Linked DNA regions of Homo sapiens: region 1 is linked to region 2. A link is a loop called in an ENCODE intact Hi-C map of the cell type or tissue named here. Cell type or tissue: heart left ventricle. All regions are shown on one strand.

Evidence for each region. Hi-C counts contacts between places; a loop is a spot of excess contacts. Peaks named below come from ENCODE experiments on the same cell type or tissue, not always from the same donor. Only the 100,000 strongest peaks of a DNase experiment are listed, where the experiment ranks them.
Region 1: a loop joins it to region 2, with 2.6 times the contacts of the local background. A loop is called at or near these places in 2 of 110 quality-filtered maps.

Annotation. Positions count from the first base shown.
Region 1 is chr22:19,071,426-19,079,425 of GRCh38, forward strand. The region is part of intron 2 of DGCR2 (DiGeorge syndrome critical region gene 2); the gene reads right to left. Among named protein-coding and RNA genes, the nearest start is that of DGCR11, 27 kb to the left of the region's middle. In heart left ventricle, no CTCF peak of the experiment used is centred here; no DNase peak of the experiment used is centred here.
Region 2 is chr22:18,991,189-18,999,188 of GRCh38, forward strand. It overlaps DGCR5 (DiGeorge syndrome critical region gene 5), which reads left to right. Exons shown (of 6, transcript NR_110533.2): 4 at 629-829. Among named protein-coding and RNA genes, the nearest start is that of DGCR5, 25 kb to the left of the region's middle. RefSeq lists a silencer at 6,877-7,045. In heart left ventricle, no CTCF peak of the experiment used is centred here; DNase peaks (open chromatin) are centred at 3,006 and 3,843; H3K27me3 peaks cover 4,187 bases.

The DNA of each region.
Region 1 (8,000 bases), 80 kb after region 2:
AAATGACCTTGGGCCTCGTGATTTGATAATTTATGACTTACATAGTATTGCTACCTAAAAAAAAAAAGTCTCACCTGAAGCTAATCCTGAAGAAAGAGACAAGTCCAAATTGAACGCCATTCTACAGAACTGACCTGGACTCTTCAAATATGGCAATGTCATGAAAGACGCCCAAAGCCCCCTGCAAAAGAGGGCTGGGAATACTTCTAGATTAAAGAACAAAGCAATACGGCAATAACATACTTACATTAATCCTTGAATAAATCTTGAATTAAAAGGGGAAAGAAACCTGTAAAGGATGTTCTGGGGATAATGAAAAGAATCTGAATATGGATTACACAGAATAGTACTACAGTAAATTTCTTGCATGTGAAAAGGCTTCTGTAGAGGATTGTTCTTATTTTTTGATCATAGTATTTAGGGGTAGAATATCATAATATCTGTAACCTCTCAAAGGGTTCAGAAGAAAAACACAAAGAGCAACTGCGGCAGGTGAACCCGGGTAAAGGTGCGGCAGGACACTATCAGCTGGTGAACCCGGGTAAAGGCTGCAGGAGTGTTTATTGCACTATGATTATGAGTTTTTTATAGATCTGAAATTATTCATATTAAAAGGTGGGCGCAGGGACAAGGCAGGTGGACACACCCAGATTCCTCCCACAACTCAAGCAGTAAACAAATCAAGAGTTAACTGGTAAGAAGATAAAACAGGTGGTGTCTGGGTTAGGGGACACCAGTTCAGCTGAAAATCAGGGTTCTTTACTCAGGGAAGAGAGGACAGATTCCCCATCGCCATTTTTCTTCCACTAAGCTCTCAGAACCCCAGGCTCCAGGCAGATAGGAAATGGTCCTTTATGGAAAAAATCTGACCAGGTCAAGAAGAAAGTCCCCAACAGGAGGAGATTCCCAACGAAACATATCCAGCTGGTTCACCCTCCAGGGAAGCCCACGTGCACAGAACTTCAAGTCCCTCAGCCACATACAGCAGATAGGGAAGGACCACCAAACCTCTGAGGCAGAGACCCAAACCACAGAGGAAAATAGCACAGAAGAAACAAGTACAGAGACAAAAAGTTAAAACCAAAAACAGGCCATTAACATCCTCAAAGTGAGAGGTTCTACTGTACTCATGAAACAAGAAAAGGGTGCTATTAAGAAGGAGCATGGACCGGGCACGGTGCCTCACGCCTGTAATCCCAGCACTTTGGGAGGCCCGAGGTGGGCAGATCACAAGGTAAAGAGATCAAGACCATCCTGGCCAACATGGTGAAACCCCGTCTCTAATAAAAATGCAAAAAATTAGCTGGGCGTGGTGGCACACACCTGTAGTCCCAACTACTCGGGAGGCTGAAGCAGGAGAATCACTTGAACCCGGGAGGCAGAGGTTGCAGTGAGTGGAGATCGCACCACTGCATTCCAGCCTGGCAACAGAGCAAGACTCTGTCTAAAAAATAAATAAATAAAATTTTTTTTTAAAAAAAAGGAAAATGCAGACAACACTATCCATCATTACTTGCCTCTGAAAATGATCTTGTACAAATGAACAGGAGGCCAGGTGCAGTGGCTCACACCTGTAATCCCAACACTTTGGGAGGCTGAGGCAGGAGGATTGCTTGAGGCCAGGAGTTGGAGACCAGCCTGGGCAACACAGCAAGACCCTGTCTCTATGAAAAATAAAAATAAAAATAATTAGCTGGGCATAGTGGCATATGCCTATAGTCCCAGCTACTCAGGAGGATGACACAAGAGGACTGTTTGAGCCTAGCTGTTTGAGGCTACAATGAGCTATGACCACACTAGTGCACTCCAGCCTGAGTGACAGTGAGACCTGTCACACACACAAAAAAAAACTGAATACATGACAGCAAACATGAAAACTCATAAAAGATTTGGCAGAAGTTATAGAAACCTACTAAAAGTAAAATAATCAAAGAGATGGAAAACTGCAGAGGAGAAAACGAAAACTGGGAATCAATCCAAGAGCTCCAATTCCCAATAATAAAGAGTTCCAGAAAAAGGGAACAGAGAAGAAAACAGAATAGAACAGAGAACAGGAAAGTGACCCCTTTCCCTAAGCTGTAAGGCATGAGTCTAAGATGAAAAGACCCACTGAGGAGGCAGTGCAATGGTTCAAAAGATACGCAAAATTTCCAGGAAGAAAACAAGTTATGTTCAAAGAATCAAAAATTATGTCACCAGCAACACTGGTGTTGGAGTAAAAATGGAGTAAGCTTAACCTTCAAAATTATGGGAAAAACTTATTTCTAGCTTATGATTCTAAAACCAGCCAAACTTATGTGCAAAGGTAAAATAAGGACACTTCAGACATGCAAACAAGGAAACACAAACCTTTGTCTCCTATGTTCCTTTTCCACATAAGTGGGGCAGTACTCGACTAAAATGAAGGAATAAAACAAAACAGGAAAGATATAAAAACCAAACACCAGAGGTTCCAACGCAAGGAGACACAGGTGAGAGTGACTGATTCTCCCACACTGATGGTGAACGGGGAAGCTGGCCCAGCAGCACTGACAGGTGAGGACCACCAGGGGCGTCTGGGAAAGGAGGGGCCAAAGAACTCTGACTGATAGAGATCTGTAACTGAGGGGACATCAGGAAAGAGACTTCTAGGTACTTAAAAAGAAAAGATATATATGAATCTACAGGATTCACACCAAATTGGAAAACGGCTTGGCAATTTCTTAAAAAATTAAACATGGCTCGGCACGGTGGCTCACGTCTGTAATCCCAGAACTTTGGGAGACCGAGGCAGGCGATCGCTTAAGGTCAAGAGTTCGAGACTAGCCTGGCCAACATGGTGAAACCCTGTCTCTACTAAAAAATACAAAAATTAGCTGGGTGTGGTGGCATGCACCTGTAATCCCGGCTACTCAGGAGGCTGAGGCAGAAGAATCGATTGAGCCTAGGAGGTTGCAGTGAGCCGAGATCGCGCCACTCCACTCCAGCCTGGGCCACAGAGCAAGATGAAAAAAAAAAAAAAAAAGTGAAAACACAATGTTGTGCCAACAAAAAGGAAACGGAGTGCTCCTGCATGGCCCAGCTAGGAGCAGCACTGAAAGCAGGCAAGACCTCACAGAGCACAGGGCCCAGACTCACCCACCAGGCTTAGGGAAGAATCAGCAGAGAATGCCTAAAACCACGGAATTTAAAGACACACAGATAAATACCAAATGAAACAGCTAAAACAATGTTTGCCTTGAAAATTAGAGGGGTTCATAGGGTTTGCTATTAAAAAAAAGACTTACAGAATCATTTGAATATTCAAATTGTATGCATAAGTAACTTGAATAAAGATAAAACTAAAAATTTGAAGTAGACAATCAAAATCAGTTCCTCTACAGATCTGGGATGCCCCGCCCCACCTTTTTTTTACATCGGAGCTGCCGCTGAGGCATCTACTGCTCTGATTCCTGATCCTTTTATTGTGACCCAGGTTTCCCGCTACAGGGGTTGATGTCCTCTGCATTACCAACGTGCTGCAGCTGCACAAGGAGGTAATTTATACAGGCCTTTTTAAAATTATTGTGCCAGTCCCTTCCAATCCAAGGATACAATCTTTCATTTCTGGGAAATTTTCTTATATAACTTCTTTGCTAATTCCCTCCTCCCCCATCTCCTCTATTTTCTTTTAAGGAATTTGTATTAATCAGATATTGGATTTTCTGAACTCATTTTTAACCACTTAAGAGTGTACAGTTGGGCTGGGTGCAGTGGCTCACGCCTGTAATCCCAGCACTTTGGGAGGCTGAGGCAGGCAGATCACAAGGTCAGGAGATCGAGACCATCCTGGCTAACACAGTGAAACCCCATCTCTACTAAAAATACAAAAAATTAGTCGGGCATGGTGAAAATTAGCCGGGCGTGGTGGTGGACGCCTGTAGTCCCAGCTACTTGGGAGGCTGAGGCAGGACAATGGCGTGAACCCGGGAGGCAGAGCTTGCAGTGAGCCGAGATCGTGCCACTGCACTCCAGCCTGGGCCACAGAGCAAGACTCTGTCTCAAAAAAAAAAAAAGAGTGTACAGTTAAGTGGCATTATTAAGTACCTTCACATTAGTTCCATAACAACCATCACCACCATCCATCTCCAGAACTTTTCATCTTACCAAACAAACTCCGTATCCATTAAACATTACCTCCCAATTTTTCTCTCCTCCCAGCCCCTGGCAACCACAATTCTACTTCCTGTATCTATGCATTTGAGTATCTTGATAGCACATCTAAATGGAAACATACAGTATTTGTTATTTTGTGACAGGCTTATTTCACTGAGCATATCCTCAAAGTCCATCCATGCTGTAGCATGTGTCAGAATTCCTTCCTTTTTAAGGTAAACCATATTCCACTGGATGGATAGACTACCTTGTTGTTGATCCATTCATCTGTGATGGACACTTGGGTTGCTTCCACCTTTTGGCTACTATGAGTAATGCTGCTATGAACTTGGGTGTACAAATCTCTCTTCAAGTCTCTGCTTCCAATTCTTTGGAGTCGAACTGCTAAGTTGTATGATAATTCTACTTTTATTTTTTGAGACAGAGTCTTGCTCTGTCGCCCAAGCTGGAGTGCAGTGGCATGATCTCAGCTCACTGCAACCTCCGTCTCCCAGGCTCAAGCAACTCTCCTGCCTCAGTCTCCCCAGTAGCTGAAATTAACAGGCGTGCGCCATGACGCCCAGCTAATTTTTGTATTTTTATTTTATTTATTTTTTAAAGTTCACTTTATTTTTTGGGGGGGAAGGAGTCTTGTCCTGTCACCCAGACTGGAGTGCAGTGGCATGATCTCAGCTCACTGCAACTTTCGCCTCCTGGGTTCAAGTGATTCTCCTGCCTCAGCCTCCCAAGTAGCTGGGATTACAGGCATGCATCACCATACTCGGCTAATTTTTTTTTATATTTTTGGTAGAGACGGGGTTTCACCATGTTGGCCAGGCTGCTCTAGAACTCCTGACCTCAAGTGATCCGCCCGCCTCGGCCTCCCAAAGTGCTGGGATTACAGGCGTGAGCCACCGCGCCCGGCAGGTAATTCTACTTTTAATTTGGGTGGCACTGTCATACTGTTTTAGTAGCTGCACCAGTTCCCATTCCTAACAACACCGCAGAGGGATTCCACTTTTTCTAAATCCTCGTCAACACTTGTCATTTCCTGTTCAACAGCAAACATCTAATGGCTGTGAGCTATTTCACTGCTGTTTTGATTTGCATTTCTCTAATCATTAATGTGCTTATCAGTCATTTGTTTATCTTCTTTGGAGAAATGTCTACTCAAGTCCTTTGCACATTTTTTTTTTTTTTTTTTTTTTTTGAGATGGAGTCTCGCTCTCTCTCCCAGTCTGGAGTGCAGTGGTGTGATCTCGGCTCACTGCAAGCTCCACCTCCAGGATTCATGCCATTCTCCTGCCTCAGCCTCCCGAGTAGCTGGAACTAAGGCGCCCGCCACCACACCTGGCTAATTTTTTGTGTTTTTTAGTAGAGACGGGGTTTCACCGTGTTAGCCAGGATGGTCTCGATCTCCTGACCTTGTGATCCGCCGGCCTCCCAAAGTGCTGTGATTACAGGCGTGAGCCGCCGCACCCAGTCCTTTGCACATTTTTTAACCAGGATATTTATTATTATTGAGCTGTGGGAATTCTTTTTATATTTTAAATATTAACCCTTACCAGATATGAGTTTCAAATGTTTTCCATTCTGTAGGCTGCCTTTTCACTCTGTTGAGTGCTTCTTTTAATTAATAGAAGTTTTAAATTTTGACGTAGCTTAATTTATCTATTGTTTCTTTTGTTGCCTGTGATTTAAGTGTCTTATGTAAGAAATCATTGCCAAATCCAGTGTCACGAAGACTTTATTATGTTTTTCTAAGAATTTTATAGTTTAAGGTCTTAAATTTAAGCCTGATCCATTTTGGGTTAAGTTTTGTATATCATTAGCTAAGGGTCTAACTTTATTCTTTTGATTTGTATGTCCAGTTTTCCTAGCACCATTCATTCTGAAAAGACACTTTTTCCCTCACTGAATGGTAATGGCATCCTTGTGGAAAATAATTTGACCACTGTATGCAAGGACTTATTGCTAAGGCTCTGTATTCTATTCCATTGGTCTATATGTCTGTCTTTATACCAATACTACAATGTTTGGATTACTGCAGCTTTGTAATAAGGTTTAAAGTCAGGAATTATGAGGATTTCATATTTCTTCTTCTTTTTCAAGACTGTTCTGGCTCTTTGGAGTCTGCTGAGATTCTATGAACATTAGGATAAATTTTTCTACTTCAGCAAAAAAAACTTGTTGGCATTTTAATAGGGATTGAATCTGTAGATTGCTTTAGGTAATAGTCACATCTTACGTTTTACAGTCCATGAGCATGGAACATCTCTCAATTTATTTTTGTCTTTTTTTTTTTTTTGAGACAGTGTCTCACTCTGTCACCCAGGCTGGAGTGCAGTGGTGCGATCTCAGCTTACTGCAATCTTCACGTTCTGGGTTCAAGCAATTCTCCTGCCTCAGCCTCCTGAGTAGCTGGGACTACAGGTGCACCTCACCACACCCAGCTAAGTTTTGTATTTTTCACCAAGACAAGGTTTTGCCATGTTGGCCAGGCTGGTCCTGAACTCCTGACCTCAAGTGATCCACCCGCCTTGGCCTCCCAAAATGCTGGGATTACAGGTGTGAGCTACCACACCCAGTGTCTTCTTTAATTTCTTTTAACATTTTGTAGTTGTCAGTGTTTTCAGTCTTTCATGTGTACTTAAGAATATTCTTTAGTACAGACAGACCCCCAACTTATGATAGTTTGACTAAAAAATTTTTCGACTTTACAATAGGTTTAAGACATAAATCTGTTATAAGTTGAGGAATATCTGTATTTTATTCTTTGTACTATTACTGTAAATGGAATTATTTTCTTAATTTCCTCTTCAGATAGCTGAGTTAGTGTACATAAATATAAATACAACTGATTTTGTGTTTTGACTTTGTGCCCTGCAATTTTGCTGAATTCATTTATTAGTTCTAACCATGTTTCTGTGAAATCTTTAAGGTTTTTATATATAAAATCATGTCGTCACACATACAAACAGGGATAACTTTACTTCTCCCTTTCCAATTTTGATGGCTTTCTCTTCTTGATTAATTACTGTGGGCAATTAACTTCAATACTATGGTGAATAAGTGGTGAAAGCAGACATCCTTGTCTTGTCTCTGATCTTAGAGGAAAAGCTTTCAGTCTTTGACCACTGACTGATTTTAGTTTGCTGAGACATCCTTGCATTACATTTGGTCCAAGCCTTTTGACAGACTGCTAAACTTGGTTAACTTGGTTTTGCTAGTATTTTGTTGAGGATTTTGTATCAATATTCACAAAGGATATTGGTCTGTAATTTTCTAGTAGTATTACTGTCTGGCTTTGGTATCAGGGCATGTTAGAGTCACAGAATGAATTCACTTGAGAAGGACTGATGTTAATTCTTCTTTAAACGTTTGGAGAATTCATCAGTGAAGCCATGTGGTTCAGGACTTTTCTTTGTTGAGAGGTTTTTGATTACTGATTCAATCTCCTTATTAATTATAGTCCTATTCAGATTTTCTATTTCCTCATGATTCAGTCTTGGCAGGTTGTATGTTTCTAGGAATGTGTCCGCTTCATTTAGGTTAAGCAATTTGTTAATGTACAATTCTTAACAGTATTCTCTTATAATCCTGGCATCAAGTAATCCTCCCACCTTGAACTCCCAAAGCACTGAGATGACAGATATGAGCCCAGCCCAAAATCCAAAACTCTTGAGTGCCAACGTTGTACTCAAAGGAAATGCTCACTGGAGTGTTCAACTGGTAAGTATAATGTAAATATTCCAAAATCAGAAAAAAATCCAAAATCCAAAACACTTCTGGTCCCAAACATTTCAGTTAAGGGATACTCAATCTGTATTTTGAATGTGGCTTTTTCTTGATTAGGCATTTTCTTAGCTGGGCTAAGAAACCTCTGA
Region 2 (8,000 bases):
CTCCCAAGCATACACCCCATCTTGTGCCCCGAGGGACTCGATTCTCTCCCCACACACCCGACCCGAGGCTGTCATGGGTAGTGCCTGCTGCTGGCCCCAGGGTTAGGGCTGCTCAGCCAGTCCTGGCTGGAAAGGATGAATGTCCCACAAGCAGCTTTGGGGCCTGCTTGGTGGGAGCAGCCCGAGGATCCGCCCTTCGTCCTCCTGCCATTTCCCACTTCCCTGGCTCTGGGGTCCTCATGTTCACGTGGTTCTCAGTGACTGGGTGATTGACCCCCATGAGCTGTCATTATTTTGGTGTCTTTTGCTGGACATTTAAGCCATTCCTTGTGTTTCTGCCATTAGCTATTATGGGCTGTAACATCTTTGCACCTGTGCCTTCTTTCTTTTTAAATTTCTGAAGTCCTAATTTGACCCAAAGGTGACACATCTCCCTGTGTGCCCTGTCAGTGATGAAACCTGCTCTGGGGATGAAGATGCCGTGGGGCCCACAGATCCAAGCTCTCGGAGTGTGATTCTGTCTCCCCTAGAAACACATCCATGGCATGTCCTCAGGGCATTTGTGCATGGGATTAAGCAAATGTTTCCTAATCATGTTTGTCCCTGTGCTCTGGCTTCTTGACCTCAGGCTGCCTCACTGGCCCATCATTAATACGTCGATGGTGAGCGCACTGGTGTACAGCGAGGGGGCTCCACTTCCGAGACCCCTGGAGAGGCCCGTCCTGGTGGAGTTCACCCTGCTGGAGATGGAGAAGCGAACCAAGCCTGTCTGTGTGTTCTGGAACCATTCCCTGGCGTAAATGTGATGCCGGGAGTTCTGCATCTTCATGTGAGGGCTTTGCCAAGACACAGAGAACCCGCAGGGTTGTTGGCTCAGCGGCAGATCGTCCCACGGGGACAGTCTCTTGTGGTCTGTGTCTCCCCCTTCAGCCCCCTGTGGGGCAGTGAGCCTCCTGCTCTGCTTCTGTGGGTGCATCAGAGCCCCCCCAGATGCCCACACGCAGACGCGCACAGGCCTGCACGTGGAAACACAGACATGCGCACACGCAGGCCCACACACAGACGCACACAGAGCTGCACGTGGAGACACGTGCGCACACGCAGGCCCACACGCAGGCCCACACACAGGTGCACGCGGACCTGCACGTGGAGACACAGATGTGTGCACATGCAGGCCCACACACAGGTGAGCGTGGACCTGTGTGAACAGATGCGCGCAGACCTGCACGTGGAGACACAGACATGCAGGCGCACAAAGAGATCCCTCAAGGCTGACACCCAGGAAGGGGCCTCTCACTTGTGGGACTCCCGAGATGCAGTGGCCAACACGAGTGTAGTGCCCAGTTCACTGCTGGATAAGACAGAGGCCTGTTCTGGTCACACATGGGAGGCAGAACCCAGAGACTGGGCCCAGGAGCCCTTCTGCTGACAGTGGGAACTCCCAGCTACGTGTGGGGGTCCCCATACCAGACAAAGGTCCCTGACCTTAGTCTTGCCCGAGAGGCCGACACAGCCCAGCTTTGGGGTCTGGCTTTACCCACAAGAGGCCACACCTTGCCACAGCACTGTTTATCTGGCCTGTTTCAGAAGCACCGTCAGAGTGGCGAAGGCAGGAGGTGGTGCACGAGAGTCTACGTTCTAGCATCCATTCAAGTGAGGGAAAGGCGTTTCGTACTTAGAAAAATGCAAAATTAATGATTCTCACCCACACATGAGACTGTGGATTCACCCATGTATGAGATAGTGGATTCAGAGCCATGCTGTGGCTCTCATCTGCTGGGAGCCAGTAGTGTTTGTGCTTTGGTTTTGCTTTTTTAGCTACATGGTTTATGTGAGGTGCGGACTTACTTGAGTTGCTCTGTCTTTACAGGGAGCTTGCTTTTTCTCTGCTGGTTTGTTTTCACTTTTGCTGTCTCTGTTTAGAAGAAAACATTAGAACTGGGGTGTGGTGGAAGGATGGGAGCACAATCTGGGAGGGGAAGACCTGCTCTCTCTCCACATACCAGGAGGGAGTGGCAGGAAGGGGAGACACTGTGCCGGACTCAGGGAGTCAAGAGCGTGAGCACCCCCAGGCTTCAATCTGCTGAACGTTGTGCATCTGGGGGCGCCCGTGCAGCAGGAACACTCTCCCCATCACAATTCCTCTGGGCACAGTGGAGAGCCATGAGTGGGGGCTGTCCTGGGGGCTGCGCTATGGTGAGTGAGCCCACGCCAGGAGCCAGTTCAGCCCAGCCTCATTCTTCTCCTGCTTCTTTGCTTTCCAAGTTCTAGTTCATAAGCAACCAGCACAGTACCTGGAATGTAAGAGGCGCTTGGCTTATAAAAGAGAGAAGAAAGGAACCCCTTTCACCACGAGGGACGTCAGGCCCAGCTCTCTGTCCCGGGCATTCATCTTTTTTCCGGCAATTAGCTTCAGCTCTAATGACCTGCTGTCTGCTTTATGTTGCACCTATGATTTCCAGATTGTAAAGTTTGTGGCAAATGTATTAACGTTCACATCCCATTTACAGATTAGCAAACTAAGGATCTGAGAGGTTATGTGATTTTCCCAGTCTGGCGGAGGGCAGGGCCCTGTCAGAAGCCGAGACACACCTCGTAACAGCTTGTTATTTGGGGCTTCCCATCAGTGAGGCAGGAGTCATAATGGGGCCCTGGCTTCTGGGCAATTCCCATAAAACATTGTGCCACCTGAAGATGGAAGTGTCAGAGGAAGGCGAGATGTTATTTCTGAAAGCATCTACCCTCAGAAAGAGACAGAGGAGTGCATCGCAGCTGTGTGAACCCGGGGTGGTGGTGGTTCCAGCAGCGGGGCACGTGGTGGACGCAAGACGGCCCCGTTTGAGTTTTGCTGCTAGGTGACATGTAGAACTTGAACTTCAGAGGGTGCTCCTTGGAGGCCCTGATGAGAGAGACACAGAAGGGAAGGGAGACTGTTCCCATGGTCCTGCCTCTGCGGCAGCGAGCCTGCTGCTCTTGCAGCTGGGTGGCTGTTCGGTGCAGGGGGCCGGTGAGGAACACGGTGGGGAGCAGCCTGCGAGGGCGCCGGGCTTTCAGCACTCACTATACCTGCTGTTTGGTTTGGCCAGGATGGCCTGGGAGTCCCCAGGGCCGGGCAAAGACTGCCCCCAACAGACATGGGCGGAGGGAACCGTCTCACCCCTGCCTCTTCTCCCTTCTCTACGCAGTGTCAGTGGGACGGGAGGGTGGTCTGCCCGGGGCTTCAAGCTCCTGTCCAGGAACCGGACCCATGTCGTACGCCAGTGCAGCCACACGGCCAGCTTCGAGGTGCTCATGGACGTCTCCAGGTGTGAGATGGGCATCTTCTTGTGGCCACTATGCCCGCTGAGCCTACCCCCAAACCTGCCCCTCCTCAAACTAAATCTTCCATTCTAAGCGCTTTGAACGAAGCAAATCAACCAATTAAAAAAATATATTCCAGGATTGGCCAGAGTCTGTGAAGATTTCCATAACAAATCCCCGTTACAAGGGTTTTCAGAGAGCCCTGGTTGTGCATTAAACCCCGCGATGGCAAACCCAAAGCTCAGGCTCTGAGGAGCTCTTGGAGTCTGCCCCTCGCTTCAGAGATGGTCTGTGCGAGGGTGCCGCTCTCCTCCCGCTTTGATCATAAGGAAGGTGACAGCTGCTGGGGACGGTAGGCACTCTCCCTCAGGGCCACAAGCTGGGCTGCAGGATAAAAGACTGGGCGGCTAATGTTTAACCTCTGGCATTTTAAGCGGCCTGGGAGTGTGAGCCGGCCATTGTGGGCCTGCAGATGAACTGGGGAGTGGCCCGAGTGCTGTCCTCGGCAGGACAGTGCTATCCAGCCAGGAAGTGGGTGGCAGCCAGCCTGGGAGTGGCCTATGTGGGACCCTCCTGTCTAGGAGTCAGAGCCAGAGGCCTGGGTGGCCTCCCCTGGCCCCTCCCCAGGGCTGCGCTGTAGCTCAAGGGCCCAGGCCACCATCCTTCCCGAGGGCTTTCTGATGTGAAGTGGCCCTGGTTTCTGTCACAGTCTTGGAAGGGTGAGTCAGCCCTGGGGCAGGGCTGGAGGAGGGCTGTGGCTTCCTGTACAATGTGCGGGGGAAGCTGTCCCACCTGTGCCCCCATCTCATGGGCAAATGGCACTCCCCAGCAGGACCCAGCCTGGAGAGGGGTTCAGTGATTAGTGGACTTTGTTCATAGAAGGGCAGGGTTGGGGGTTGTCTCGTGGCCAGGACGCCGGGCAACATGTGGGCCAAGGAAGCTGAAATTGAGGCGGAAGGAAGGAGGCTGGAGTGGGAGTCCGAGGCTCCCATGGCCTGGGTGCCCCAAAGTTAGCGGTCTCTGAACAGCCCTGAACCAGTGGAGGGAGACTGGGGTGCTGCTCCTGGCCCCAGGGATGTCCAGGGCCCGGGCATTGAAGGGACCTCAGAAGGGGCAGTTCCAGGCCCAGGGCTGTGAGCACTCGGCCTCCCCAACCCAGCCAGGTCTTGGCTTCCCAGCTCCTAGTTCCACATGGTAAGCAACGCCTTCCAGAAGTTACCAGAGAACCAGAGCTTGTTGTTCCCCAAATGCAGAAACTCCCCAGGGACCTGGGTCCTGGGCAAGTGTCCTGGTTTGTAAAAGCACAGGAAACACAGCAATGTGAACCTACACACTGCTGAACTGTACGCTTCAAAGTGTCCAAGATGATATGTTTTATGTCATGTATATTTTAGCACAATTTTCCTTTTTTTGTTTTTTGACACAGTTTTGCTCTTTTCGCCCAGGCTGGAGTGCAGTGGTGAAACCTTGGCTCACTGCAACCTCTGCCTCCTGTATTCAAGTGATTCTCTTGTCTTAGCCTTCCAAGCAGCTGGGATTACAGGCTGCAACCACCATGCCGAGCTAATTTTTGGATCTTTAGTAGAGACGGGGTCTCACCATGTTGGCCAGGCTGGTCTCAAACTCCTGACCTCAGGTGATTGACCTGCTTCGGCCTCACAAAGTGCTGGGATTACAGGTGTGAGCCACTGTGCCCAGCCTGTTTTTTAAAGACATGTTCACTGCCTGTAAGAAATGCATAATAAGGTGGGGTGTGGTGGCTCACACTTGTAATCCCGGCACTTTGGGAGGCCGAGGTGGGCAGATCATTTGAGCTCACAAGTTCGAGACCAGCCTGGGCAACATGGCGAAACCCTGTCTCTACCAAAAATACAAAACTTAGCCAGGCATGGTGGTGCATGCCTGTAGTGCCAGCTACTTGGCAGGCTGAGGTAGGAGGATGACTTGAGCCTAGGAGGCAGAGGCTGCAGTGAGCCAAGATTGTGCCTCTGCAACAGAGCCAGACCCTGTCTCAAAAAAAAAAAAAGCATAATAAGGGATCTGGAATTTAAAAAATAGGTCCATATAACAAGCTATAATAGAGACGTGCAGCTGGCACAGGACATCCATCCACTGGTGATAATGATAGAACACGTCATATTGCACGATAGTAGGAAAAACAGGACAGATGGGAAGGGTGCGGATGACCAGCGCCGTAGCAATCTGAAGCATCGAGCCTGCCAGTCCACATAACTGAAACCTGAAGCTCTGCCCCTGCCCAGCTCTGTGACTTCCAGCAAGTTGTTTAGCTTCTTTAAGCATTGATTTTCTCACCTGGAAGATGAGGGTTGCATTCACACTCTCTTCATAGCTGTGACCTAAGGATGATATGAAACGACGCCCTTGGCAGATCTATCAGAACCCCTACCACATAATAAGTGCTCAGTAAAAGGTTTTGCTGAACAAAGGAAATTACATTCATGTTGTATTACCACAATTACCCACTTTCTTTATAAAGCGGTAGTAAGTCTTTCAGCCAAAAGAATAAGTCCATGATGGGATTAAGTGAAAGTCCAAGAGGTACTGCATGCACCTAAGGTGGAGATGTGTTTATCTTTTGCATAAGCTGGGGATGTATTTGGAAGGTTTCTGCTAGCCCAGAATTTGGGTGGACAGGCTGAGCCCCTCCCAACAGCAGGATTCACCTATGGGGTTGGTTTTGGGTAGACAGGCTGAGCCTGCCCCATGGAACTGTAGGGGCTTACGAAGGCATTTCGTTTGGGGAAGGAGCTCATCCAGGAGGACTGGGATCTCTGGTTATATGTGACTTCTGACCTCTGGGCATGGAGGTCTCTCTCCAGAGGCCCAGGCCTGGACACGAAGGGAGAGAGGCCTCCATTGTCCCACAGGGGCCGAAATGCAGACGGTGCATCCCCGGTGCCCTGGGGAACCCTTCTCTGATCATCAGGATTCTCTTGGACTCCGGGGTCCTTGTCCTGCTCAGGCATCCCTGCCCTGCTGTCCTTCAGGGCCCTCAACACGATCTTCTCTGGACACGAGTCTGGGGATAGCCGGGTGTTGTGGGCTCCAAAGGGTTGACTCCTTGCTCCTGGGCCCCACAGAGAGTCCTTGTGCTCAGTGCACTGGCTGTGCTGCAAGATATCCTGGAATTCGAAGCACACAGTGCTGGCTTGCTGTGGTACCTGTGCAATCAAATTGAAGGCAAGATCACCAGGAAGGAACACAGGGCTTGCAAGATCACGGAAAACCTTCTTGGAGTTGTTTTGACACACCACTCATGTCAAGTGTCTGGGTACTTGTAGGATGGCCCGCCACTCCACCCAGGGGCAGGAGCAACAGGGAGATCCCACAAGCAAAGTGAACTGGGGGATGGGGTGAGTGGGCTCCAGGCAACAGAGCCCTACTGGCAGGTCCTCACCCCCTGGGCCGGAACTGGAGTGAGGGGCACAGAGTGCCCAGGTAACCGCTCCTGGGAACAGTGGGGAACTGTCAGATGCTCGAACTTTCGAGAGCTGGGCTCTGAGCGTCCTCGTGGAGCTGCCAACTCGGCCAAAGGAGAAGCGAGCAGTTTCTTCTGTTGCCGGGCAACACGCCTTTTAAACCTGAGCGAGTGGGTGCGCATGCAAAGAACGGGCGCGAGTGACAGAGCGACCTTAACGGATTAGCACCTTAACGGATTAGCACCTTAACGGATTAGCGTGGCAAGGTATGCAAGCAAGTCACCTGCTGGCAATTTGGGGGTGGGGAGGGGGAGGTGCGCAATACATACTGGAAGGAGAGGCACCCACACAAAGGACGCAGGAAGAACAGGTGCGCACAAAGGCACAATGGCGGCAGATCTGCCCGTGGATCACTGAAGATTCCTGCTCTCCTGCTGAGGTGGAGATTGCAGTGAACTAAGATCACACCATTGCGCTAGAGCCCGGGCGACAGAGCAAGACTTGGTCTCAAAAAATAAATAAAATAAAATAAGTACAATAAAATAACAAAACAAAACAAAGTAAGAGGAGATGATATCTGGTCGTGTTTTATGGCCATCTGGTAAGCTAGATTCTTTCCTTTGGTTTTATTGCCAATCAATGATTAGAAAGAAGCAGTTTGCTGTTGGCTTGTTTTTCCCCTCAACTAAATGTAAGAAAAAAAAAGAGTCAAAAATACCGAAGCTAATTTTAAAATGTATGTATAGAGAGAGACTTGGTCTTACCTTGTCATCCAGGCTGGAGTGCTGTGGTGCCATCACGGCTCAGGGCAGCTTCGACCTCATGGGCTCAGGCAATCCTTTCACATCAGTCGACCAGATAGCTGAGATTACAAATGTGGGAAACCACACCCTGCTAATTTCTTGTATTTTTTGTAGAGTCGGGGTTTCACCTTGTTGCCGAGGCTGGTCTTGAACTCCTGGGCTCAAGCAATCTTTCTGCTTCTGCCTCCCAAAGTGTTGGGATTATAGGCATGAGCCACCATTCCCGCCGAAATATTTTTGAGATTCATAGAGATGAGTAGGTCATAATAAGAGTGCACAACTTGTAGTTATATTTAATATCTTTTGAAATTACTCGGCACCCCCATTGTAATTTAAATGATTTGTTCCTGACCTGGTTTTACTTTGTTCCTGAGGGTTGCAGATCCCTTGAACAATATTCCACGAATGAAGCAGTGATAATAAACCTGCAGCTGCCCCGAGGGGGCGCTGTGCGGAG